Regions from separate parts of the Mus musculus genome. Here regions 1, 2, 3 and 5 are each linked to region 4. The links are chromatin loops, found by intact Hi-C in ENCODE. Cell type or tissue: left cerebral cortex. All regions are shown on one strand.

Region 1 (5,000 bases), 640 kb after region 4:
TTGGGTCTGTTAATTACTATTATGTTAATTAAACTTTGGAGAACATTTTAGAAGCAGAGATAAATTTTACAGAAGGAAAAAAAAAAACAAAAACAAAAAAACAAAAAACAACCTGAGCTGTAAAAGTAGAGAAATGGCATTGCTTATAAGGGCCTTCACTCCTAAAATAAAAACAGCAGTTGAGAATTGGGAAGAGGAGGTAGATTGCTTTTGACTGGCATCTACAGGTGAGGCATGGGGTGTGAGAACAGGCAGTGAGTGGGGAGAGGACAGTGTTAAGTGTCTTGAGATATTTGAGACAAAAACAATGTGGATAATTAGGGAAATGTACAGCTTCCAGTTAACTGTATCTCTAGACCAAGGGCAGCCGTGTTCTTCCTAAGATTTTGAACAGCTGGGCAACACTCTAAACTGTATGACTCACCTTGGAGTGTAATGGACTGTAGCTAAATGGGAAGTGGGGGTTTGAAATGTCTCTGCGTTGTGCACTTGAAATAATCACTGTTATCAGATGGTGACTTCTGTTTCTATAATACTTTATTATCTTGATAAACACCTTTTAAATGGTGTATAGTGTGCATTTTTCTATGAGTCAGGGGAAGCCAACTTTGAATAATTGAATGAACACACAAAGGGTTTCTTCTCTAGAACTCTCTAGTAAGCAGCTGAGCAAATTTAAGGTCTAATGACATTTTATTTCACTATACTAATAAAAATGTTAAACTCTCTGGGCCTCTTCACATATCAAATGAACATATTGGAGGCATTGCTTTTTATTCTAATATGCAGTTAGTCTATGAAGATACCATGTTTTATTCTCCCGTGCTGAGACTGTATAATTGTGTGAAATATTTAATGGTCTCTTTAGAAGCAATAGGCCTTCTTTATGGTCTAAAGATGAATGAATATGATAGCAAACAGGTGTGTACAAACTACACATTTATTCAAATATAGTAAGTGACCAGTAGATAGATACTGTACTTCACTAAGCTTTGAGGTAACTGTTAAGTTTTCCTCACTAACCTTGTACTGATTGACTTCCAAACAGTATCTTTGGAGATTCTGTACTCCTTCTGTCAGCTGAAAGGAAACTTTTTTTTTTCTCCATGTTATTTTTCTCATCCACTGGTCGCATCTACTTTTTCATACTGGAATTTTATTTCCTTTTTACATTGTTACCAGGGGATTAGATGTCATAATGTTCTTCATCCTAGACACACTTTACATGAGGCGTGGGATGCTGTGCTGTCCTGTGTACTGATGGTACCCAGAGAAGTTTTCCTAAGTGTTCCTTGTATAGGCAGTATGAAAGCTCTGTATTGACAATGTAGATAAATTTTATAGTATTTATTGCTGTTTGTTTTCAGATAACAAAAAAGCAATTCATAAATAGCTCAGCACTCAAAACTAAAGCCATATAGACTATATTCCATGATCCACAGACATTGTTTCTCAAGATAGGTTAGAACCATATATTTTTTATTCAGTTATTTTTGGGGGTACAGTTACTCAGGTTTGAAGTGGGGGCACACTTTTGACAATGCTTATAGCTTCCTTTTAATGAATTTTAGATCCACCAGCTTAGCACTAACATTTCACTTAAAACATGCCTTTGGTTACAGCCCTTTCTGATCCACTGCCTTAGCTTGCAGTGAGCACCAATGTTATGTTCAACAGTAATTTTACACCAGAGAGAGGAAAACATAAGAGTAAGGGAAAATTGCAACTTCAATCCGATTTGGGGCAGAAGCAGGAAATGTAAAAATAGGAACAAAACATCAGTAAGTACATTAGTGTTTTGTAAATTGATTACCTTTTCATCATCCCTAAACTGCTGCCCTAGAAAGCAGGTGATACACTTTATTAAACCATTAACAGCAGCAACAACTGCAGCCATCAAAGAAAAAGTCCACCTACTCACCAGCATTCTAACTTAGCACTCTGCCTGTGACAAGCAGCATCCTGGAAAGATGGCCCTTTGCGGCTTGCTATAGAGCTATCATTTCCAATTCTGTTTCATAACTGCTGAGAGCATGGGTGGTCATATCTCCTGGACATGCCTGTGTGCCCATCACCAGCACGGGTGGGTTACCATATCACCAAACTCACTGATACATCCGGACACCACCCAGGGCCTGGAGTGCCAGTAATTTTCAGATCCAAATGGGTACCGCTGATACACAGAATATGTATAAGGACATCTTAAGATTGAAGAGGGAGTCCGCTGTTCTTAACTGTTATTGGTTGTAATTTAAAATTAGGCTGGGTAAGATTTAAGGATATATGTGCTTGTCTTTGGTATGAAAACTTTCCCAGGAAAAGGGTCTGGGCAAAAGCTGACATCCACACTGCAGTGCTACATTACAGGCGTTGGAGCCGAGGAGCCGAGCTTCTACTGCCCGCCCTCCCTCTCGCTCGCTCAGGAAGTTAGGTGCTACCTCAAAATAACGGATCCAATCTGTTTCAACAGCAGCAGTTCTAATGAATAGGAGAAAAGCAAATGCAACAGCTTTCCTCCCAGTAATAAATCATTGTGGTTTTTGTATAGATTGCATGTGGCGTTGGAGGCAGCGCGAGCCAGGCTGCCAATATTGCTAGCTAATGCTTCAGCCCCTTTCATTTTTCACTCCGAGCAGGAACCCTTTCCTGAAACTTGTTCATTTCACAGAGGGAAAATCGAAGGCAGCGGCAGAGTGTCAGACTGCTTTATTGTCGTCGTTTACAGAGGTCGCTGGAATTAATTGACTCCTTACGTTACATATTGTAAACCGACTCATTTTTTTGACACATTGATGGGAAGGTGGCAGGATCTAAGTGGCTGCTTATTGTCTTTCTGTTCTGCCATCTGTCATAGGCTAGGAACCTAGTAAGTCTGAAATCACAGTTTGGGAAAAGAATAGCACCCACTTTCAAAGCAGACTCCGATAACTGTGAGTTGAACTAAGAGAAGAGAGGAGAAAGCTCCAGCAGATGAAATATGAACCCTGGGTTTGTTTTAATGTCTCCACAGGACCCATTAGCAGGGCAGTGAAGATTTCCACAGCCACCCTCAATTGGTGGTGTCGCTTTGAGAGCATATTCTAAGTAGCTGGCTTCCTCTTACAAGATTGGAAGTAAAAATCGGTCCACAGAGTATTCCATGAATCATCACTCCATGGACGCTCTGAGTTGACTGACAGTAATTCTGTCTCAAAGGCGTTGCTTCTGGAACCAAGGATGAGGAACTCAGTGCACAAGTAATATTTGTCGTACCAGGGCACACTCTTTTCCTGATAAGTATTTTAAATTTGTACTTATTTTTCTATCTATCACACTGGTCTCCTTTTCGCTAAACTAGGAAGATTCTCACTCGTGATCATAGCCTGCTTTCACTAAGATTAGAGGCACAGAAACAAGGACATATTGTTAAAAATGAATAAATTAAAGCCGAGTTAAGCCACCCGGCTCAGTGAGAGCAAACAGTCTTCATAAATAGGAAATGTACTTTGAAGCCATACTACCGCGATGCTGTTCAATTACCAAAGGTGACTAGAGCTCTCCTGGTTCATCTCCTGGTTTCCCTAGCATGGTAGCTTCCTGGGCTGCATTAGCAATCAGACGCTTGCACTGTCCCCTCAGAGCAGTGAGGGGATGGGATGTTATTAAAGGGAAGTCATTTACCACAATCGGGAAGATGTAGCCTGGCAGAAATTCAATACCGGTTTGTGATATGCTCATTCTGCTACTCTGCCTGGTGCCCTTCACTCCTGACACACTACAGCATCCCCCTTAAATCTTCATCCCTTGGGGCGGGCTGGGGGGTGGGGGGACAACGCCTCATTGGCTTCAGAACAGAGAAATATGAGTGATCTGCTTTTCGTTACAAGAGCTGTGGGGGCAAAGGACCCTGATTTTTCCATCTCCCTCTGTTTCTCTCTCCTTCTCCCCTCTCTCCCGCTGCCTCCTCTGCCAGCCTCTCTGTCTCCTTCCCCTCTCTCTCCCTGCTTCTCTCTTGGTCCTTCTGTTCTCTTTTCTCTGCCTCAGTCCCCGTCTCTTCTCTCTCCCTCCTCTCTCTCTCCTCCCCCGGCACTGCTTTTCTCTCCCACTCACATCCTCTGATGGGCATTCAAGCTAGTAAAATGCCTGCTTGAGAATCCCACGAACGCAGCTAGGCACACACAGAGCCGGCGGGGTTTGCATGTTCACTCAAAAGTGAAATGCAAAGAAAAATGCCCTTAGAATTCAGACAAGGGGAAAACATCAAAGGAGAACTGATGTGTAAAAACTCCGGCACCAACAAAAACACGAAATAGGGAACATTTAAACAGATAGGTATATTTTAAACTTACCTTGCCTTAGCAGATGCAGGGATAGCCCTCCTCCGGTGCCCCTGCTTGCTCAGTTCCTTGGCTGAAATAATCACATGGCTGTCTTCTTGCCCCAGTATAAATAGGTGCATATGTATGTGTAATAAAGTACACACAATTACATACTATAGATATGCACACATGCAAGCAATGGTGTCTCTCTTTCTCTCTCTCTCTTTTTCTAAAATATAAAGGAAGGCAGGAGCCTGCAGCTAGGATTCCTTCTTTTGACTGGAACTCTCTCCGGCAGCAGCAGGCTGAGCCTCTCAATCCCGTGAAGAGAGATCCTGCTAGCTGGCGTTATTTCTCCTCGTTTCCATGGTGGTTAGTGGTGCATCGTTCACCAGATCAGTTGTCACACTGACACGGTGCTGCCTGCTCAGCGGTCATTAATAACTGAACACCCTCCACTCCCCAGAGAGGAGCCAATCGCTTCAGACTGCCAAGATGTAGCACTCGCAGCTGCTCCAGCCTGGTTGGCTGAAGCAGCCTGTCTGTCCTATGACAGTGCTGCTTAGGGTACAAATAAATGAAACAGGCTTGCATATTTTTCCTTGGAATCATTTTCTTTCCTGTTTTTTCTTTTCCTTTTGGAGCAATGTGCAGCGCTTTTCAACAAGTTCTCCCATTTGGAATGTGATCAGTCATTTGGAG
Region 2 (5,000 bases), 180 kb after region 4:
AGAGTTCAGTTCAGTTTGGTTTAATTCAGTTCAGTTCAGTTCTGTACAGTGGAGTTACTTCATTTGAGTGCAGTTGAGGTCAGTTCAGAGCAGAGCAGTTGAGTTCACAGTCCTTCAGTGTGTGGAGTTCACAGGCAGTATTTCAGAGCAGTACAATTCAGTCAGAAGCCAAGAGGAGCCAATTTGAATCAGTTAGATTGGAGCGGAGTTTAAACCAGAACAGCTGAGTTGGACCAGCCAGCAAGAGTTCAGAAAGAGCTAGAAAGAGTGAGTTTATTCAGCAGTAAGTCATGGAGGCTGAAACACTTTAGGCCTAGGTTAGCAGATGGAGGCTGGAAGCTGGAGCCTTCAAGGTCCAGACCTGCAGAAGATTAGATTGTATGGAGGCTAGAAGCTTCCAGATCCAGACCTAGGGATAGATAGAATCACTCTGGCCTTAGCCCAAACCATAAAGTTTGGATATGGCTCCCATTTCAAACCTGAGAAAATAAAAGCTACATTTACATTCACAAACCACGAGTCAGAAGCCATCTCTGATTCGTCATTTCCGGAGGTCAGATCCTCATACTTCCAGGTGTGTGGTTACCCACCATACCCAAGCAGATGAAATTACTCTCATTCTACTTTTATTTGTGGGCTAGGAAATGGTCCATAGAATTTTAAAGCCTAATTACTTCAAGTTAACTTTGGTTCAATATCCCATTGAATATTAATATGATTTGTAGCCATAATTTAAGTGTGTATCTAAGTTAGGAATCTATGATACAGGTCCTCTGATGGCATTGATGCTAAATACTTGAGCTTCAAATTTAATGACCTTGAAGAATAAACAGCATTCAGACACTTAATCTTAGCTTCTTTTTAGTAATATAATTTTTTTAAAAAGATTTATTTATTTTATGTATATGAATACACTGTAACTATCTTCAGAAACACCAGAAGAGGACATCGGATCCCATTACTGATGGTTGTGAGCCACCATGTGGTTGCTGGGAATTGAACTCAGGGCCTCTGGAAGAGCAGTCAGTGCTCTTAACTGCTGCCCATATAATTTTATTTTTAAGGAACAGTTTTAGGTGGAGAGTAAAATTGAACCGAATGGGCAGAATTTCCACCTATCTCAGGATACCCACATATTCCAGGATACTCACATATTCCAGGATACCCACATATTCCAGGATACTCACATATTCCAGGATACCCACATATTCCAGGATACTCACATATTCTCCAGTATATGTATAATCTTCTGATTAACATTCTGAGACAGAGTACTGTGGTAGGACATTTTATTACATGATGAATTCCAAGACTGTTATTTACTGAAAAAATCCCATTTCTAGTTGTTCTTAGCCCTTAGTACATACCTTTAGTCCCTCTGGCTGGAATAGAGATATGCTCTTTGTACATACCTTTAATCCCAAACAACGAAGGTAAAGTTAGTTTGTAGAAAGAAGCACCCATGTTTGAAAGTGATAGCTAGTTGAGTGGCAGACAAAGTGACAAATCAGAGAAAGATTTGACACACTAGGACACGCCAAATCCTCAGGAGAAAAGAGAGGAAAGGGAAGCTACTTAAGAGAGCAGGGCAAAGAGGAAGGAAGGAGGCAGTTTTAGCTGGACAGTTGTACAGAGACAGGTCACAGAGAGAGAGAACAAGCTAGATACAAGTGAAGGAGCCAGGGAATGAGAAGGAACCAGAGATTAGAACACCCTGCCAAGTTAGAATGAGGCCAAGTAGAGTAATTCATTCAGGAAAAGCCAAGATAAACCAGACTGAATCATTTTCCATTGAGAAGAATTGAGCCAGAACAGCTGAGTTGAATCATCCAGCCATCGCTCAGAAAGAACCAGAAATAGTGAGTTTATTCTGCAGTAAATCTTGGATGCTGAAAATATTCTAGGCCTAGATTAGGTTGTATGGATTCTAGAAACTTTGATGTTTATGTATGTTCATGCCATCCCATACTGTTGGTTCTTCACTGGAACAAACATCTATTTAATTTGGAGTCTCTTTACTGTTAGGGCCCAATCCAATTTGTAAATAGGCTCTGTCATCAGGGGCGGCCTCCAAGATAAAGCACTGGTAGAATCAAACTTACCTCGCAGTAAATATTTTAGATAAGAATAACTGTACCTACATCCTATACAGGAGAGCAATCATGTTTCTTTGGCAGACTTTTGTAATTATTAACTATCAGCCTATCAACCCATTAAAGTCTTCCCCCTTCTCCCCCCCCCCCGCCCCTTTTTTTTTGAGAGAGGTTTACTCTGTGTAGGCCTGGCTGTCCTGGAACTAGCTCTGTAGATCAGGCTAGCAGGCTGGCTTCACCTGCCTCTGCCTTAGCAGTGCTGTGATGACTAAAGGTACGTGCAACCACTGCTCGGCTCCATTTAAGTCTCTTACACTCTCCCATCTTTAGAGTTAATTTTGAATGCTGAGTGTCAGAACATTATGCGCTATGTAAACTTGAGAATGATAGTTCAGCATTATCTAAAAGGGTAAAGCAAGAAAAGATAAAGATACAACTGAGGAGGGCTAGAAAAAGCAAATTAATTTTGTTGTCTATATTCTGTTAGTTACAGTGTTTTTCTAGGTTGTAATTACACAGTTAAGATTTTTTACAATTAACGAGCAAAAGCTTAAGTATATTAAAAAAAACAACCCTAGTTTCTCTGAAGCAAAAAAAAAAAAAAAAAAAAAAAAAGTTCTGGATTTTTTTCTTTTGGCTTGCTAGAGGAAGCAAACCCGAAGTTACCCATGTGCAAACAAAACAATAACAAAACCACAGAACAACACAAGAAGTCCAGTCTGGGTTCCTGGTCTAAGGGAAGAAGCTGAAGATAGCTTCTGATAACTTGCTGCTTTTCCTTGCCCTCTTAGCCATGCCAGGCTTCGACCTAGGGCTTAGACCTAAGGCTTCTAACACTTGGAACCTCTAGACGGTCAGTACCGCCCCCTGATCTGACGTAAACCCAATTCTGGCTGCGGATCCACCTTGAGCCGCGTTTCGGGGGCGGGACTTCCGTAGTAGTAGGCGGAGTCTCCGGCTGCCGCCCAGCTGGGGGTCGGGTCTGGGCGAGCGGCGGCAAAGGGCGGGGCGAGCGGCGGCGGAGGGCGGGGCGTGCCGCGGCGGAGGGCGGAGCGTGCCGCGGGGACTTCCCCTGGGTTGAGCTGCGCAGCGGGTGCGCGGGGAATGGGGCGGCGGGTCCGGGCGGCTTGGCACGCGGGTGGGCTTAAGCAGACCCTCTGTGTCCCCGGCAGGGTCTCTTATCTCCGGCTTCTCCTCCGTCGAGTGGGCGTTGCTGGGAGGTGGGGAGCCGCTCGGCCGCTATCCGCGCGATGGTAGCGAGCATGCGTGCGTGCGCGTGTTCCAGTGAGGCCGCGCGGCTGTCCCCTCAGTTCGTCCTCTTGTCTCCCTCAGTTAGGGAACCCGAACCCCGATCCGGGCGGGTAGCCGACCTCTTCTCCCCGCCCTGGGGGACCCACAGAGCGGCCGGGAGGGAGCGCTGCTCCTGGGGTGGTGAGCAGCTTGTGGGAGCTGCTCAGGCTGGAGCCACGGGATTTTAAAGGACCTGTCTCTGTCATTTTTACTTTTAGGATTTTGGCCAAATTGGGCGAGGGTACAATATTACCACTTACCCCTTCTCACCGAGGAAGAGCGGGAGAAAGGGTAAGTAAGTATTGCTCAGGGGCGGAAGGTGCCAGGACTCTTTTTCGAGTGGGGAAACTACCCTAGGCAACTTGGGTCCAAATTCCACTTTTTATCAGGAACTGGATAACCCACCTTCAAAGGTCACTTGTCCCAAGATCAAGCCTTTCTTCAGGTTCCAGAAGCCCGTAGAGCCGACTGGAAGTTTAGCAGCGTTTTAGACACCTGAGAGAAAACTCATTTCCTTTCAGACCCTCTTTAACCTGGCACATTGATGCTATAGTTCCTCTCAGGTCCCCTGTCTTCCTAGGTAGCATTCAGTAGTTCCTGACACAGTAGGGCCCTAGGTAATCTTGGCTCTGCTTGGCAGTTATCCCTCCGGGGACCTTACATTTTAAAATCTCAACAGTGGGGGAACGCACATGGGGCCACATACAGGCAATTTCATATACTTCTAGTTCTCAGGTCTTTCAGAATTACAGAGGAATTGGGGGAGGTCCTATCTCAGGCATTGAGGTGCTTTTCTGAAAAGCTGAAGTCCTGGGAAGTTGACTGATTTCAAGTTATCATCTCTCTTCATTGGTTCCTCCCTAAGACTTGCCCTTCTCCTAGTCTCTGTCTGGTGATAGGAAACACAGTTCCTTTCAGGTTCGAAACCCTCCAGTTTTACATTCATCTCCGCCAACTTTTACTTAAAACACAGGTTAGCTATAAGCAAGAACAGCAAGCCACAGGCTTGTTTACCCCCGAGAGAAAGCTAGACTTACCCTCAGTGCCCATCCTGGCACATGCCACATATGAACCTGACTTCCTTGAGAGGCAGATGTTCGCATATTATGAAAAACTAAGACATGGTTGTTTATTAAAGAGGGACTCTATCTCTGATGTCCTTTCATCGTGTGCCGAATGAACACTGGTCAAAATGGGATCTGGAGAGCTGGCTCCTGCCTTCAGTCCCTACAGGGGCAGGTGGATCTCTGTGACTTCGAGGCCAGCCTGGTCTATATAGGGAGTTCCCGGCCAGACAAAGATACAAATGAGGGCCTCTCTCAAAAAACAAAAGAACAAAAACATCCCATAAAGAAAACAAACAAAGCAGTATGTGGAGAATGAGACTGTTGGAGATGACCTGATTTGGGAATGGGCCTTTCGCAGGTTTCTGTGGAAGTTTACACATAATTCTGTGGAATTATATCTAAGTGTTAGAGAACTTCTGCCTGCTGCTGTCTTTGTGGCTTACGGACCAATAGTGGTGTGTGGGGCCAGTGCCATCATTCCACTTTTCTGGTAGAGTCAGAAATAAACTTGGGTGACTAGCTGTGGAGGGTTGTTTTCCATAATGCATAG
Region 3 (5,000 bases), 270 kb after region 4:
CTGGCATCTCCAACATCATGAGGTCTTCATTGAAATCTAGGCTTCACCTTCATAGCTTCATACAATGGCTTCCATGTAGGGACATACTCCTGGCATCAGCTGTTTTCCATAGCTCGTTTGCTCTCTCTCTCTCTCTCTCTCTCTCTCTCTCTCTCTCTCTCTCTCTCTCTCTCTCTCTCTGTGTGTGTGTGTGTGTGTGTGTGTGTGTGTGTGATTCCACAACTCTTTTATTGTTCCTTGACTCTAAAGTCAGAACCATGTGGTTAAAGCTGCCAAGGTCTACTGCTTGCTAGGGCAGGAACATGGCCCCTCATTCACATAATATTTTCATCAGCTTTCTGTTTTAGATAGTTTCCTTCACAACTTAAGCATTTTTTTTAGAAAAAAAATTCTTCATACACAAACACACGCACATACACACACAGACACACACAGACACACACAGACACAGACACACAGACACACACACACACACACACACACACACACACACACACACACACACACAGAACTTAGCTGGGTGGATGACCTGAGTGACCTCTTACCCTGAGGTCACTGTTCTCTTTCTTCTATTAAGCATCAGGCTTTTCTTTAATCTGTTTATGTCCTTTATATATCCACCTCCATTATATATGGTGGTGTCTGTTCCTTTTCTCCTCAAACTGTACATTTTATATTTCTCCTTGCTAAGCTTGCTCCTTTTCATTATGGATCTGCATAAGACTGGAAACCAATAACCACGAAATACAGCTAATGCTAGACTGTTATGGAATCGCCACTGCCAAGGCTCTGGAGATTCCCAAACTCTTCAATTTAGCCTCAGGCAGGTTTTTTGAACAAAGGAAAAAAAGTCACATTCTTCATTGTGATGAAAACATCACAAGAATAATCACTAGGCCACATAGTCATATTCTTCTCTGAAACCTCTTGACCTGGGCCATCATAATCTACATTGTTTTCAATAGCACTGTCTTCCCTGCTCCTACTAGTATGGACCTGTAAGCCTTACTTACAAGGTTCAACTGCTTTCCTAATCCAAAGTCCCAAACTCCACATTTTACCAACAAGAAACATGGTTAGGTCTGTCGCATCAGTACTCCAGTTTTTGGTGTAAATTTATGTCTTGAGTCAGTTTTCTATTACACCACCAGCTGGGCAACTCTTATAAAGGAAAGCTTTTAGCTGGGACTTGCTTACAGTTCAGAGGTTTAGTCCATTGTCATGGTGGGAAGTGTGGTGGCATGCAGGCAGACAAGGTGCTGGAGAGGTAGAGCTAGCAAGGAGGGGAGGGGAGAGGAGAGGAGAGGAGAGGAGAGGAGAGGAGAGGAGAGGAGAGGAGAGGAGAGGAGAGGAGAGGAGAGGAGAGGAGGAGGAGATGCTACTGAGCCTGGTTTGGGTTTCTGAAATCTCAAAGCCAACCCCTAGTGACATACTTCCTCCAACAAGGCCACCCCCACCCCCAAAATGCCATACCTCCTAATACTTTCAAAAGGTATCACTCTGGAAACCGAGTTTTCAAATCTATGAGCATGTGGGGGCCATTCTTATTTAAGTCACTACATGTCTGGAGCTCAAATAATTGTTGCTGGATTTAGAGTGTTTAGCAAGGGGGTCACAATCAAAGAAAATGTTGCTTATTTGTAAAGACCAACAATATGAACAGAAAGTGTTTTAGTATCCAAATGTTGCACTTTGGATTTAGCGTGGAGAAGAAAGTGACTTGAGAGTGCATTCAGCTCTCACAGCATATAGGTGGTACTTGACCCTGAACATCTCAGTGTGTTTATAGGCCAGGTCTCTCCCTGAACCCAGAGTCACTGATTCCGGCTAGCCTGGCTACTCTGTTTGGCTCAGAGTTCTCCTCTCTCTGTTTCTCAAATGGTGGGATTACAGATGGATGGCATATTCACTCTGCTTTGACATGGATTGTGGGGGTCTGAACTCTAGTCTTCATGCTTTCAGGACAAGTGCTTTATCCTGTAAACTTGATCCCCAGTTCTGGATTTTTAACCTGTTGTTGGGACAAGTGCTCCTTTCCATATAATTTTGGCCAAGTCAGGCTCCTTAGAGTTTTCCCACTGTGTGGACTCTGTTTTTGTTTAGGGGTAGAGCAAAGAGGGAACTGGGAAAGCAAACAAACATGTATAATTTAGATTGTCATGTAGACTATCAATAACAAATTATTGAGATGATAACTATGGGCCGGGAGCTGATACTGTCTCTTTAAAGAATTGTCTCAGGAAGATGATGAACACCTTTAATTCTAGCACACCGAGAGGCAGAGCATGGAGACCTCTGAGTTCCTGGCTAGCTATTGCTACACAGCAAAAATAACAGAAGAGAGTGATCTCTCTTTAGAGCTCACTTAAGCATCAGAAGGCTGTCTTATATAGCAATGCATGGTAAATGCTTAGCAGATATTGATCGCCATTTCTTAGTAATTAAATACTAGTTATTGACTAATAGTATTTATTGTTCATTTTCCTAGTATAGGAAGCCATGATGAAATTGAGTAGCTTGCTCACAATCACATGTCTGGAAAGCAATAGAATTTTTTCGATTTGGAGGTGAGATAAGTGTTAGTGTATATGTATTGTAAGTTTCATGGTGACTTTGCTTCTTTGAGAACTGCAATGAGGAGACAAAAAAGAAACACTATGTGGCTTGATGACTGGAAATAAAGACATCACTAACATCTGGAGAGTCCATACAAACCTAGAGAGTCAAAATTATGGTCACGTTACAATAACTACATCTTTGCCCACATAAACTTTAAAGGAAGCTTTTAGTGGCAGTTCTAGGACCTGTTCTATGTTTTTTGTGTCTGTGTCATGTTTGTATGTTTGTGTACTCATACACATATGCTTGTGATGTACATAAGTGTGTGTGTGTGTGTGTGTGTGTGTGTGTGTGTGTGTGAGTGTCTGTGTGTGTAGACCAGTGGACACTGGGCATCTTCCTCAATTGCTCTCCACCTCCACTACTTTTTTTTTTTTAATCTGGGTCTAACTGTGTGTCCCTGTCTGTTCTGAACTCACTATGTAAATCAGCTTTAAATATAGAGATCCATCTGCTGTTGCCTCTCAAACGGTGGGATTAAAAGCATGTGCCACTGCACCTGGCCAGTTTTTTTTTTTTTTGAAAATTGCTGTTTAATTTTTAAATTTTATTTAAAATAAAAAATTATTTTAGAAAGGGAGAGACCTTTTTAAAAATTTTAAAAAAAATTTTATTTAAAATAAAAAAATTATTTTAGAAAGGGAGAGACCTTTTAGAATTAGGTTTTTAAAAATTTTGTGTCAGGGGTTTGTGCAAACACCACTTTTGCAGTCTCTGGGTCAAAAACTTCCTGAGTCCAGTCTCTCAGTTTATTTTCTTAATACATTCAAGCACAGTAAAACTTTGGGTAAAAGTCTCTGTGTGACAGTCATTATAACAAAGCTTTGGGGATGGTTGCATTGAAACTCTCTTGCAAAGCACATTGCTATAGCAAAGCATTTGTGACCTTCTTCATAAGAAGGAATTCTATTGGCTGATAAACAGTGCTCACGGGAAGGGGCTAGGGACAAAGGATTTGTAACAAGCATAAACATAGACCCTATTGATGGACGTTGAAAAGTGAATGGGACCTCTTCCATAAGGACAGATCTACTCACTGAGAGATTAAGGCCTACATAATGCTCAGGCTTTGGGGAAATTCAGCTGAAGGTTGAATTTATCACAATCACCCCTCCAACAGCTTCTTCTAGATCTTCCTCTTCCTTCTCTACTTACCCAACTTTGTGTCCTTTTAATGGTTTTTTTTTTGGTTGTTGTTTTATTTTTAATTCATCAAGTCCAGTTTGTATTGTTTACATATCTGCTCAAGCTAAAGCTAGACAAAATTTCATTATGGAGGTGAGCATAAGTCACACCCCCAGCTGGGGAGCTATTGCAATTGATAGCTGTTAAAGAGTGAGTTTTCTTTCCCACTGTGGCCCCTAGTTGGTTAACCATACTCCCATGTATGAATGCATATCTACCTCATTTTTCCAGGGTTGGATCTATCATTGAACCTGGAGCTCACTTCTTTGGCTGTGATGGAGGATCAATAAGTTCCAGGGATCTGTCTCCTTTACCTTCCAAGAACTGGGGTTATAGCAGGTGTAGCTGTCTGTGCCCTTTATGAGGATGTTGGGGCTCCGGATTCAGGTTCTTTGGTATATGTAGCAAGCACTTACCCACAAACCATCTCCATAGCCCTTGATTCCAAGGAACCTTAAATGTTTGTCACTGTTGTTTCAGTGCGTGGCTGCCTGGCCCTTACTCCTTTTCATTGCCCGTGTCTTGATTGTGTCTTCTCTTGCTGTCTCCATCAGTTTGCAGTGAAACAAACAGCCCCAGCTATTGGGGGCTCGTTCTGTCATCACAGAAATTGCTGTTTCTCACATTTCCATTTTTACTTGTCGTGAAAACACTCTCCTCGTAGTTCTCATTCTTTGTCCCCTCCCCCCTTCCATCTTGGACTTGTTATTTATTGACTATTTGGTGCCCCATTCAAATAGCAGCCATGTTGATTCTATGGGCCATGGTTGAAATTTTTGTGGCTCGGTGAACACAGTGCTTCCCAGTTATCACTTCATTCATCCTCAGGCACAACCGACATTGTCTGAATTCCAGGACAGTCTTAGACCGGGACCTGGACATGCTCTTGGAAAGAGAGGGGTGGCAATCCCTATGCTAGTGCTTTTCCCATCCCTATTGCTCTGCTCCAGGTGGTTCTTCATACAGATGTTTTGCTGGTTGCCGTTAGATTATTTCCTCGCTTTCCATATGGAATGATGATTTGGAGTAGGTCCCATCAGAATATTATCCTGGGACAATCGAGTCGCTGTTTGCATGAGTTTTTATTCTTCATGTAGCTTTATGTACCTCTTTACTAGAATTTAGTGAAGACTTCATTTCAAGCATATATATTTTCCTTGCATTAGATATTGGTAACATTATTAATATTATTATTT
Region 4 (5,000 bases):
AGAGCACTAGGTGCCAGGCCTGCACCATGTCTAAGACCAAGTCAAGTACACAGGAGGCCTTGACCTCAGTGACAGTAGTGGCAGATGTGGCCGATTTCTCTGTACATATGTGGTTTTCTTCCTAGTCAGCACTCACAACGTGTGGGAACAGAAGTAGGAGCTGGCTTGTGTAGATGAGACCTCCCAACCCCGCAGTGTGATAATGGACCACCCTCTGTGGTCTCTTAGGGCTCAGCACAGCTGGGCAACCCTTCTCCTCCCACATAGATTGGTAGGGCTGCTGTCCCTTCTGTACTGATTGCTTTCATGGTCTGTCCTGATGTCATCATCTGTGGTCAGTGTTGTGGGGCTGTGCAACTGTCTGTCTTTCTTCCTTTCAGCCTTTCGGTAGGTTTTTATGAGTTCTAGACCTCAGTGTGATGGCTGGAAGAGTGGCAGGAAATCACAGAGGGACAGAGCTCACATTCGCCAAAATCACTCTGTGTGGAAGTGGGAAGGACGGCTTGGCCTCGCCCCGTCGACTGGGTCACAAGCTGTTTTTATGCTATGCAGTTACAGTCTAGAAACAAGACGTGATCTGTAAGCACACAAAAGAGCACATGCCACACATGCTGGGTCCCTGGCATCAGACCTGAAAACCCCAGAGAAGCAGAAGTCACTCTTGCCATGATGGTGATATCTCAAATTCCCCACCCAGCGGACTGAGGGAAGGCCTATGGACAGGCATTAGAGAAGAAATGGGAAGCTTATCTCCCTTTGTACTGATGTGGACAAGCTTTCTGTCTGCACTGGGAATGTTGGGAGGTGAGGTGAAAGGGAAGGGTTACTGAACATCCCTATAGGCCTGCTCTAGGCTGCCTGCAGGGCCTTGGTCTTCCCTGTTCAGGCCAAAGACAGAAGGTGTCTCCCAACGACTCCTAGCACTTTCCCCCAGGAGCATTTTATGAGATCAAGCAGTTGAGTGATGAAAGGCATCTGGACTTGGAGGTTTAGAAAGGATTTGAGAGCCAAGCGTGGCAGCACAGACACATAACCTAAGCACTTAGGAGGTGTCAGGAGACTAAGGAATTCATGGCCATCCACAGCCGTGTATGGAGCTCAAGTCTAGCTTTGACTACATGAAGCCTTATCAGCAGAAAAAGAACGGAAAGGAAAGAAAAAAAGGCCATTGGAGCTGTTTGGGGCCATACCCTTCTAGTCAAAGCATCATATGTGTACAGCAGTAACTTTTTCACTAACTGGCCAATGTCTTGATGGCACCATCTTCTACAAGGAATCTATTCTAGAGAGCCATTGTGTAGTTTGTCCTCTCCATTTTCCTCTTCCCTTGCTGAGAAGATCCTTATCCACTAATACATCTGCCTGGGCTTGGACACATAGAGGGCATATGCAGCCAGCCCTCTGGTTTTTCTTAGTTAAAATGTTCTTTCTCCATCTACAGCTTCGCCAGCAAGACACACCACATCAGTGTCCCCCTCGCCTGCTGGACGTTCTCCATTGAAGGTACAGGTCTGTCATTAGACTGGATCCAAAGATCGGCCCTGGTTCCTTTTTCTTAAAACCTTGTCCTAAGCTCATCAAAAGGTGCTTTCATTCCTACAGACAAGGTCATATTAAGAAGGGGGTTGGGGGCAAGAAAACAGCGCTGCTTTTCCCCTTGCAGAGATTTACCCAAGAACACAGATCTCGTGGGCTACGTTTTGTTTTCTATTGTTTGTTTTGTTGTTTAGTAGTAGGAGGATGCGCAGCTTAATTCTCCATATTTTGGCAATGAGAACATAACAAACTATAGTCAACACATTTAAAGCACATTAAACATACATGTGTACGCCTACATTGAAAAACGCCCGTAATCAAGGTCTACTAAATGCTCTTCTGGAAGTTTTGGGGCTTTATCATCAACCTCATTCATTTTGGCAAAGCCAAACCCAACTTTCTCTCTCAATACTTTGCATTAAAGATACTCCACATTACAAACATATACTGAATTATAGAGGACATGGTGGCATAAATGGGAAAAAAAAAACCACAGAGAACAAGCTAGCCACCTTAAGGGTCACATGTGTGACATGTAAATGCAGGCTATTTAACATCTCTAAGCCTACAAATCCCTCAGGAAGATCAAGAACAATATTCAGTCAGACTGGCCACAAGGCTTTTCAGCACACTGGAGAAGGGTTGTGAGAAGCGCAGCCCCGGGAGCAGACAGGAGGCTGGAGGGAGTGTTGAATGGATGGTTGGCACCGGGTTGACTTAGGTGTCCACACCCTGTGTCCTCTGTGTAGATAACACAGTGCTAGCTGAGATGAAAGACAAATTGGTCTCCACAAACACTTCGGAACAGGTTGTGACCCACTGTATCTGTGCTGCTCATGACTGTCACCTATGGAAACAGAGAATACCAAAAAGGGGGTGGGGCCTCAAAAAAAAAGTGTGGCTAGGTTTTCATCGCCAGAGTTCCTGTTGTAAAATTTTGCTGGAAGTGCAAATGATTTTCTAGTTTTGCTGTCACTCCGCAGTGCGGCTTTTATTGTGAAGTCCACGTGACAGTGTTTGCTCTGGAAGCCACTGCCTGTCATCATCCTGATGTGAAGAAGGCAGGCAGCATGGCGCTTCTACATCTTTGTGTCTGTACACCCTCAAAGCACTCACTCCCACACATTGTGATGGAGTTATCGCCTGTGTTTCTCAATTCCATTATGCAGAGTTGAAATACGGCAGTAAGTGTTGGCGATTAAACTCTTACAGAAGAAAGGCAGCCTTAGTGGAAAATGCTCAAGTGCTTATTAAATAGCTCAAGTTCGCAAGCTGGTCTGTACTATCCTAAAAGGGACCTGCGTGCATTTGTACTGGCCCAGAGGCAGTCCTTGGATATAACATATCTTTATAAATAGGGCTTGAAGAACAGAGAGAGGGAGAGAAAGGAGAAATATCACCAGATCACACCTTGTGCTGTAACTCCCAGGTTACTTTAGAGGGCACCCTACTCCCAAGTTTCAAGCTTCCCTGTAATTGGAATGCACTTTGGTATCTTATCTGATAGAATTTGGGGTGTGCCTAAGCACCCAATGCATTAGAACTGACTCTTTACGGAAGACTGAACTTATGTGTCTTATATTGAATGTGTGATGTCTTTTCTGAAAAAGATGTCAGAGAATCTGGATCTCATAATTCACTATGCTTAATTATAGACTCCTATTAAATGAAAGGAGTTGTGCCTACCAGCACTATATCTTTTTAAATGAGAGGTTAGGGGCTGGAGAAGGAACTCGGAATAGTACTTGCCTTGAAAGCACAGGGCCTTAAGTCCAGCCACTCTGAACCCTTGTGAAAAAGCAGACACACTACCCATGTAGATGTGGTGGTGTGTACTGCCCAGCCCAGTACTGGGAATAGGGAAAGGAGGTACCTCAGGGCTCACTGGCCAGCAGCTCCAAGCCACCGGGAAACCTGGTCTTAGAAAAACAAGGTCGGTAGCTCCTGAGGGATGATACCCAAGGTTGACTTCTGACTTCGACTTGTACCTGCATACACACACACACACACACATACCACAGCGGGGCAGCCATCAAGTTAAAGTTAGCCTAGAGTGGCTTGTCTTTAGATCATCTCCATAAGATGTGGGCTCTTTCTGCAGTGTCTAGTTCCTTACGAAATGCCATAAATCTGGGCTTTATGTGGAAATTTTCCTATTTTCAAAAATTAGCAACTAAATTGGGCTTTTTAAAAACGTAGCAGATGAAACAGCTCACAGCTCAGGGGAAAAAAAAATCTAAGTGCTGTCACTTTGCAGCTTTGGCTCCAATGTCTAGGGGCTCCCAGAAGACTCTGTTGTGAGGATTCCCCTACAGTGGGAAGTGTTCCCACTGGCTCCTGAAGCCTGTCTGCCTCCTATCTGGCAGTCATGACCCACGGCCAAGCCACACCCCTGAAGCTCTTTATCCTATTTAAGACAGGGCTGATGGTAGTCTCCACATCCTCTTGCAGTTACTCTCAGGACAGGTTTTTCTAGCAGGTGTTGAGGTGAACTTGGCAAATGGGGGTGGGGTCTGGCAGATAAGCATCTGGGGGTGTATTTTCAGTACTGCAGATGGCAATGCTTAAATTTAAATCTGATCTTTGTCTTAGCTTAGACTACCATAAGCTGCCACAGGCTGGGTGGTATAGTTGATATACTTTCCCTCCTTCCTGGAGGCTAGAGGTGTTAGCAGATTTGAGTTGTCTATATCTCCTCTCTAGGGCTTACTGATGGCTACCTGTTCTCAGTAGGCTCACGTGGTCTTTGTTGGCTTAAGGATTCCCCTATAAATCCAAGTTTGTCTTCATAAAGAGCCAGTCAGTCAAGTGCGGGTTTGGTGAAACATTTCTAACATCTGTCTCTTTTCTCGCATGACCCCAACTCTGGTGGGAGCAGGGCTCCGTACAGTCCTTCACCCCATCTCCAGTGGAGTACAACTCCCCAGGACTGAGTTCAAATTCCCCAGTCTTGTCCGGCAGCTACAGCAGTGGGATTTCCTCGCTTAGCCGGTGTAGCACGTCGGAAACCTCGGGCTTTGAAAACCAAGCCAATGAACAGTCAGTGCCTGTGCCGGTGCCGGTGCCGGTGCCGGTGCCCGTGCCCAGCTTCAGCGGGTCGGAGGAACCTGTACGCAAGGAGAGCAAAACCCCACCCCCCTACAGTGTCTACGAGCGGACTCTGCGGCGCCCTGTCCCGCTACCTCACAGCCTCTCCATCCCTGTCACCTCTGAGCCACCTGCTCTGCCCCCCAAGCCCTTGGCTGCGCGGTCCAGCCACCTGGAGAATGGGACCCGTAGGACTGAGCCTGGCCCTAGGCCCAGGCCCCTGCCCCGTAAGGTGTCTCAGCTATAAGTCACTTTTCTATGTACCTGCGATGAATTCTTTGCCGTTTACAAGATAAGTCTGATGAGAAGACATTTAGTGTAGGCACTTTAAATCTCTTACTCAGACCTTTCTTTAAATGAATGGAGTTAAATTTGCT
Region 5 (5,000 bases), 390 kb after region 4:
TTCTCTTCCTCTTTGATCTTCTGTTTTTTCCCAAGATAATTGGCTGTTTGTGAACAGATATATCGGTTTCTGACTCAGTGTGATTATCTTACCTATGGACAACACTTCTGATATTTTAGCTTGCTGAAGATGAAATATAGGAAGAAATGGAACCTGCTAATGCCCAGCTAGTGTGCACCTGTCACACCTTGGTGGCCTTTCCCTGTTTTGGTGCTCCTTTGCGGGCCGGTGACTTTAATGTGTTCAGTGTGCATCAGCTTCTTTGGAATATACTGGAGAGCAAGAAGTAATGATCATTGTGACCCAGAGAGTAACAGGAATGCATGCAGACTGAGTGTTCGTTTTAGGTACGGCGTTCAGGAAAAGACTCTCAGGAGATACCACTTGGAAACGGAAGGCAGCAGCCCTACCAAAAAGCCAGGCAGGAGCCAGCTTGGCAGTGAGGAGCAGGTGGGAAAGGCCTGAGAATGGCGGGGAGACCCCTGAGCTTCACAGGGGCAAAGCTGAAGAGGGGAGCTGGCCAAGGTTTTCAAGGCAGTGATCTTTAGCAGGGTGGTGACGAGCCTGCTGGTGATCCTAAGCAGAATGATTGCAGAGTGACTATCTGACTCCTCTACGGAGAAAGGAAATGGATGGAGGCAAAACAGAAGTTATGCACTTAAGAAGCAGGGCGAAAAGCTGGGCGTGGTGGCTCACGCCTTTAATCCCAGCACTCAGGAGGTAGATGCAGGCGGATTTCTGAGTTCGAGGCCAGCCTGGTCTACAAAGTGAGTTCCGGGACAGCCAGTGCTATACAGAGAAACCCTGTCTTGAAAAACTAAAAAAAAAAAAAAAAAAAAAAAAAGCAGAGAGAAAATGGATCAAAATGCCCTTTTGGAGGTACCTATGCAGACATTTTAGCTGCGCTAGTGGTAGTTAAGTGGGGAGAGAGAGAGAAAGAGAGAGAGAGAGTGCCATTCCTAGTGGTTTGGTTTGATCAGTAGAGGTACAGTTGTATCACCTGATGGGATAGTGAAGGTTACCTCGTTTACAGAATAGAAATACATGGCTTAGAATAGTAAAGTCACACCGTCAAGGCTTGGTTCTCTGTTACCCGGCCCCTTCAAGTCGCAGGAAATACCCCAGGTTCCAGTTGGATGTAGTTTGTTCTCCAGGACTCATGCATTGAAGGCTTGGTCCTCACTGTGGCGGTGCACTGGACGGTGAGACCTTCATAGAGTAAAACCTTTCAGAGGATCCTTTGGGTTTGAGATTGGCTCTCAAGAGAGGAGGTTGTTCTGCGTGTGACTGCAGCCATATTATTGCTGCCTTGCTCCCAGGCTCTTGTTGCAATGCAAATGCATTTCTTGGACATTCTCCCTTGATTCTTTCAAAGAGACAACAAGCACATTTTTTTTTTAATATTGCAAAAGAATTCAGAGATCTGCCTGCCACTGTTAAGTACAGACAATAAGCTAGCTGGGTGAGACCTCACCCTGATATTATCATTCCTACAACACCTGGGCCTGGACCCAAACTCCCTCTGTCCCAGGCTGTCTTTGAACTCGGAAATCTGACTGTCTTTGTAAGCATAAACAACAAACATAGCTGGGTGGCATCTTGCCCTGTGATCACCAAGCTGGCTCATAGTGCAGCTGCCTCTGTTCATTTAGATCTCTGAAGCTTGTGATACAATTCATATTGCATCCTTATATTTTGCATAGTTGAGAAATTACATAGTTTTTGAATTTATGTTTTCAGAATTATTTCCCACAGCTTAAGGGCATTTACCATTTTGCTGAGACATAGACACACCCTAGACTCCGAGACTTACTCTGTTTATAGTTATCATGGAGGCATTAACCCTGGCAAGGAGAGCATTCTCCATAACCTTGGCAGGGGGAATATTTCCCAAAGGAGGACTGTGAAGTTTTATATATCTACATATGTGTATATCTATATCTATCTATCTATCTATCTATCTATCTATCTATCTATCTATCTATAAATTAATTCCAATAGGTCTTACACCCACAAATGCCACCCATTGGCATTTGTGCAGGCTCACACCCTGCTGGCTGTCTTTTTCAGGGGTGGAAACCTTGTCATGCCATCACCTGCCACGGCCGTGGGTAGATATAACTCTTTATTTTAGAGTGAAAATAGTATTTATAACTTGGAGAATGTATGAATCTAAAATGGATACAATCACTCAGTATCTGTTGAGGATATTCTGGAAATGTCTGTCATGTATAATGAGCACTTGCAAGAATTTTCTGCTTGGTTGGGCTTAATGGATGAGCCCCAATATGAAAGCTCTAGGAAGAGGTATAAACAATGGCTCGGGGTCCCATTACTTTTGAGTTCCATTGTTTGAATTTTTGCTAAGTTGAGCATGTTCATGTTTCAGAGGTTTTCTGGGTTTGGGTAGTTTTTTATTCTAGAAGGATAATAAAATGAGTAAGTCATGTAATTCTGGAGTTTTGGTACATTTTCCTGTTCCAGAAGGCAAATGCTTGCTTACAATTACATAACAATTTCGATATTCTTAAAAACACAGCAAAATTAACATTTAAAGTACAGACAGCTTGCTGTACTTTAGGCAGAAATCTAAAATCTGGTATAAGCATGTACGTGCACTGTGCTAGCACTGTAAAGCACTAGACGGCAGCATCAAAGTCAGATTACCAGAGTAAGGTTTTTATGACCTTTATCATCTTTGTATATATGTGAAACCAACAAACAGTTTAAAATATATAATATTTTAGTATATTTAAAAATCCTCAGTTACTAATCCCTATTCATAGAATAAATATCTGGAAAGATCTTGTAAATCAAAGTTATCCTGCTTCTAAAATTATTTTTCAACTTTACAATCCAACATCAAATCTCTCTTCTAACACTTCAAAAATGGTTCTGGTTACCTAAAGCTCTTTCTTAAATACCAGGCTAATCCTTTTCTTCAAGAAGTCTGCCTTTCTGGTTCCAGCTATATCCTTTGTCGTCTCAGCATATGCTTAAATAGCATATGCTTAAATATTTCATATATTAACAAGATTTATTCATGAAGATTTACATAGAAGAGCTAATCCTGAGAATAGTTCTTCTTCTGAGCATAATGAAATAGTTATTTCCAGTTACTTCCCCTTTGATATTTATGTGTGTTCAGGTGTGCATGTTCAGACTGGTTGAAAGTCTCATTTGTTGTGAGTGTCTGTTATACAGTAAAGCTTACATTGATCTTCATTCATTCTGCCCTCCAAGGTACTTACTGTATAGCATTTATTCCTTTAATAACCACAACACTGTTCCTTTCTTAGTAGATTCACAGTAGATACTTGTTATTTGAATAAAGCATATTAAAATCTTACTCCAGTTCTGGCCTTCTGATATGGTTCTTCTCTATTAGGGTCTTTTAAAAGCTGTCTTCAGAACATCAGAGGTTTGTCGGGCACTAGAATTATCACTGAGAGGTTAGATTACCTAAGAGATCACATGAACTACTTAGAACAGCCATCTTCAGAAAGAATTTTGTTTTGAACAGTAATGTAGAATGTACTGTTTCAGAAAGTCAATTTGAAAGATTCTTTGCAGCACTTCATGTTGTATGTGAACATTTTAAATTGAAGTACAACATGCACATGGAACCATGTACACATCCTAAGCCTACATACAGCTTGATACATTTTCCAAAACAGTGCCTCCACAACCACCTTGATCAGGATGAAGAGCCTGGCGTCTGCATATTCTCTTCCTGTTACTGTGGTATCCAGATGATCTATCTCTCTACAGATTAGTTTTACCCACTGTGGAATATGTATAAATTGAATCACATAGTAAGTACGCTGTTGTGTCTGGTTTCTTTCAATCTCTTTATGTACTTGAAGTTTATTTCCGTTTTGTGTAGCTGATGTAACTGTAATTGCTATGCACTATTTTCCAGTATAGCTGTTTCACAATTTTTATTTCTTCTTGTTGATAGACATTTTAGATTGTTTCTAGTTTTCACCACTAGGAACAATGCATGAGATTTCTTGTGCTTGTATGAACTTTGAGAGTTATGCCAGTGCATGGCATTATAGGATCCAGGGCTTCTGTTTTATTCTGGGAGCCTCAGCTCAAGAGGTTTCTGTGTGTTTGTGTTCTACTGCTCTCTTATATTCTGTATATTAAGTGTGCTTAATGTTGAGGATGTGATTTGCAGCAATTCTTATGGCCTGAAAAACACATTTAAAAACTTAAAACCTAAAAAAGATATAATTTAATTTTAAATGAATTAGAATGTCTAAATGAATTAGACAAAAAAGCTAATGGAAACTATATTATCTTGCAGTTGTTATACCATGGAGAAAAAAATCTCTGTAGTAGAGAGGGAAAAAAATCCCAAGAGTTCATAGAAATTTAAATTATTATAATCTACTCCCTGTCTCATATATACTACTAAAAAGACCTTCCTTGTCTTTTTTGAGACATGTTTTTATGTAACCAAGTATGACTTTAGATTTCTGATTCTCCTACCTCCACCTCGAGTAGTGAGATTTTGGTCACTTTATGTGGTGTTGGGGATTGGACCCAAGACTTGTCTAGTCATAGTAGGTAAGCATGTAACCAGCTTAGCTATGTTCCAGTCTAAAGCATGCTACTCTTGAGTTTCAACAAAGAAAACATTCAGATTTAAGTTCTTCTGACATCTAGATTTTTCTCTCTATTGTTTACCATTTCAAGGGTCTTTTGAATATGTCTAATATGTTACAGACAGTAGATTCTATATATGGGATTCTGTAGTGAATGGTAATTATTAACCTATAATGTATTAATAATCTTATAAAATATTAATACTCCCTACAGGATCGATACTTCTTTTGACAATCATATTTGCTTGCTAATCTAAATTTACATTTTGAGGGCATATTATGTCCTTCTCAGGTTGTTGTGGTTTCTTTAAAAAACTTATTTTTTTAGATTGGATTCTTTCCGTCATTCTGGTTGGTCTTAAACTTTCTGTGTCAACAGGTCTGCCT

Evidence for each region. Hi-C counts contacts between places; a loop is a spot of excess contacts. Peaks named below come from ENCODE experiments on the same cell type or tissue, not always from the same donor. Only the 100,000 strongest peaks of a DNase experiment are listed, where the experiment ranks them.
Region 1: it touches region 4 in a loop (6-fold over the local background); 41 of 42 quality-filtered maps call a loop at or near these places.
Region 2: it touches region 4 in a loop (6-fold over the local background); 4 of 42 quality-filtered maps call a loop at or near these places.
Region 3: it touches region 4 in a loop (5-fold over the local background); 29 of 42 quality-filtered maps call a loop at or near these places.
Region 5: it touches region 4 in a loop (5-fold over the local background); 12 of 42 quality-filtered maps call a loop at or near these places.

What each region holds. Positions count from the first base shown.
Region 1 is chr12:41,481,243-41,486,242 of GRCm38, forward strand. All of the region lies in intron 4 of Immp2l (IMP2 inner mitochondrial membrane peptidase-like (S. cerevisiae)), which reads left to right. Lrrn3 (leucine rich repeat protein 3, neuronal) reads right to left here and starts at 4,815. Exons shown (of 2, transcript NM_010733.3): 1 at 4,329-4,815. In left cerebral cortex, no CTCF peak of the experiment used is centred here; DNase peaks (open chromatin) are centred at 472, 2,085, 2,377, 2,626 and 4 more places; H3K4me3 peaks cover 4,148 bases; H3K27ac peaks cover 3,539 bases.
Region 2 is chr12:41,020,960-41,025,959 of GRCm38, forward strand. Immp2l (IMP2 inner mitochondrial membrane peptidase-like (S. cerevisiae)) reads left to right here and starts at 3,131. Exons shown (of 7, transcript NM_053122.4): 1 at 3,131-3,186; 2 at 3,602-3,674. In left cerebral cortex, no CTCF peak of the experiment used is centred here; DNase peaks (open chromatin) are centred at 1,782, 2,350, 3,047 and 3,338; H3K4me3 peaks cover 1,268 bases; H3K27ac peaks cover 669 bases.
Region 3 is chr12:41,105,666-41,110,665 of GRCm38, forward strand. All of the region lies in intron 3 of Immp2l (IMP2 inner mitochondrial membrane peptidase-like (S. cerevisiae)), which reads left to right. Among named protein-coding and RNA genes, the nearest start is that of Immp2l, 84 kb to the left of the region's middle. In left cerebral cortex, no CTCF peak of the experiment used is centred here; a DNase peak (open chromatin) is centred at 3,025.
Region 4 is chr12:40,839,796-40,844,795 of GRCm38, forward strand. Dock4 (dedicator of cytokinesis 4) reads left to right here. Exons shown (of 53, transcript NM_172803.2): 52 at 1,442-1,503; 53 at 4,415-5,000. The coding sequence ends at 4,870. Among named protein-coding and RNA genes, the nearest start is that of Immp2l, 180 kb to the right of the region's middle. In left cerebral cortex, a CTCF peak has its summit at 2,973; DNase peaks (open chromatin) are centred at 2,688, 2,949, 3,873 and 3,994.
Region 5 is chr12:41,225,283-41,230,282 of GRCm38, forward strand. The region is part of intron 4 of Immp2l (IMP2 inner mitochondrial membrane peptidase-like (S. cerevisiae)); the gene reads left to right. Among named protein-coding and RNA genes, the nearest start is that of Gm25497, 120 kb to the right of the region's middle. In left cerebral cortex, no CTCF peak of the experiment used is centred here; a DNase peak (open chromatin) is centred at 2,365.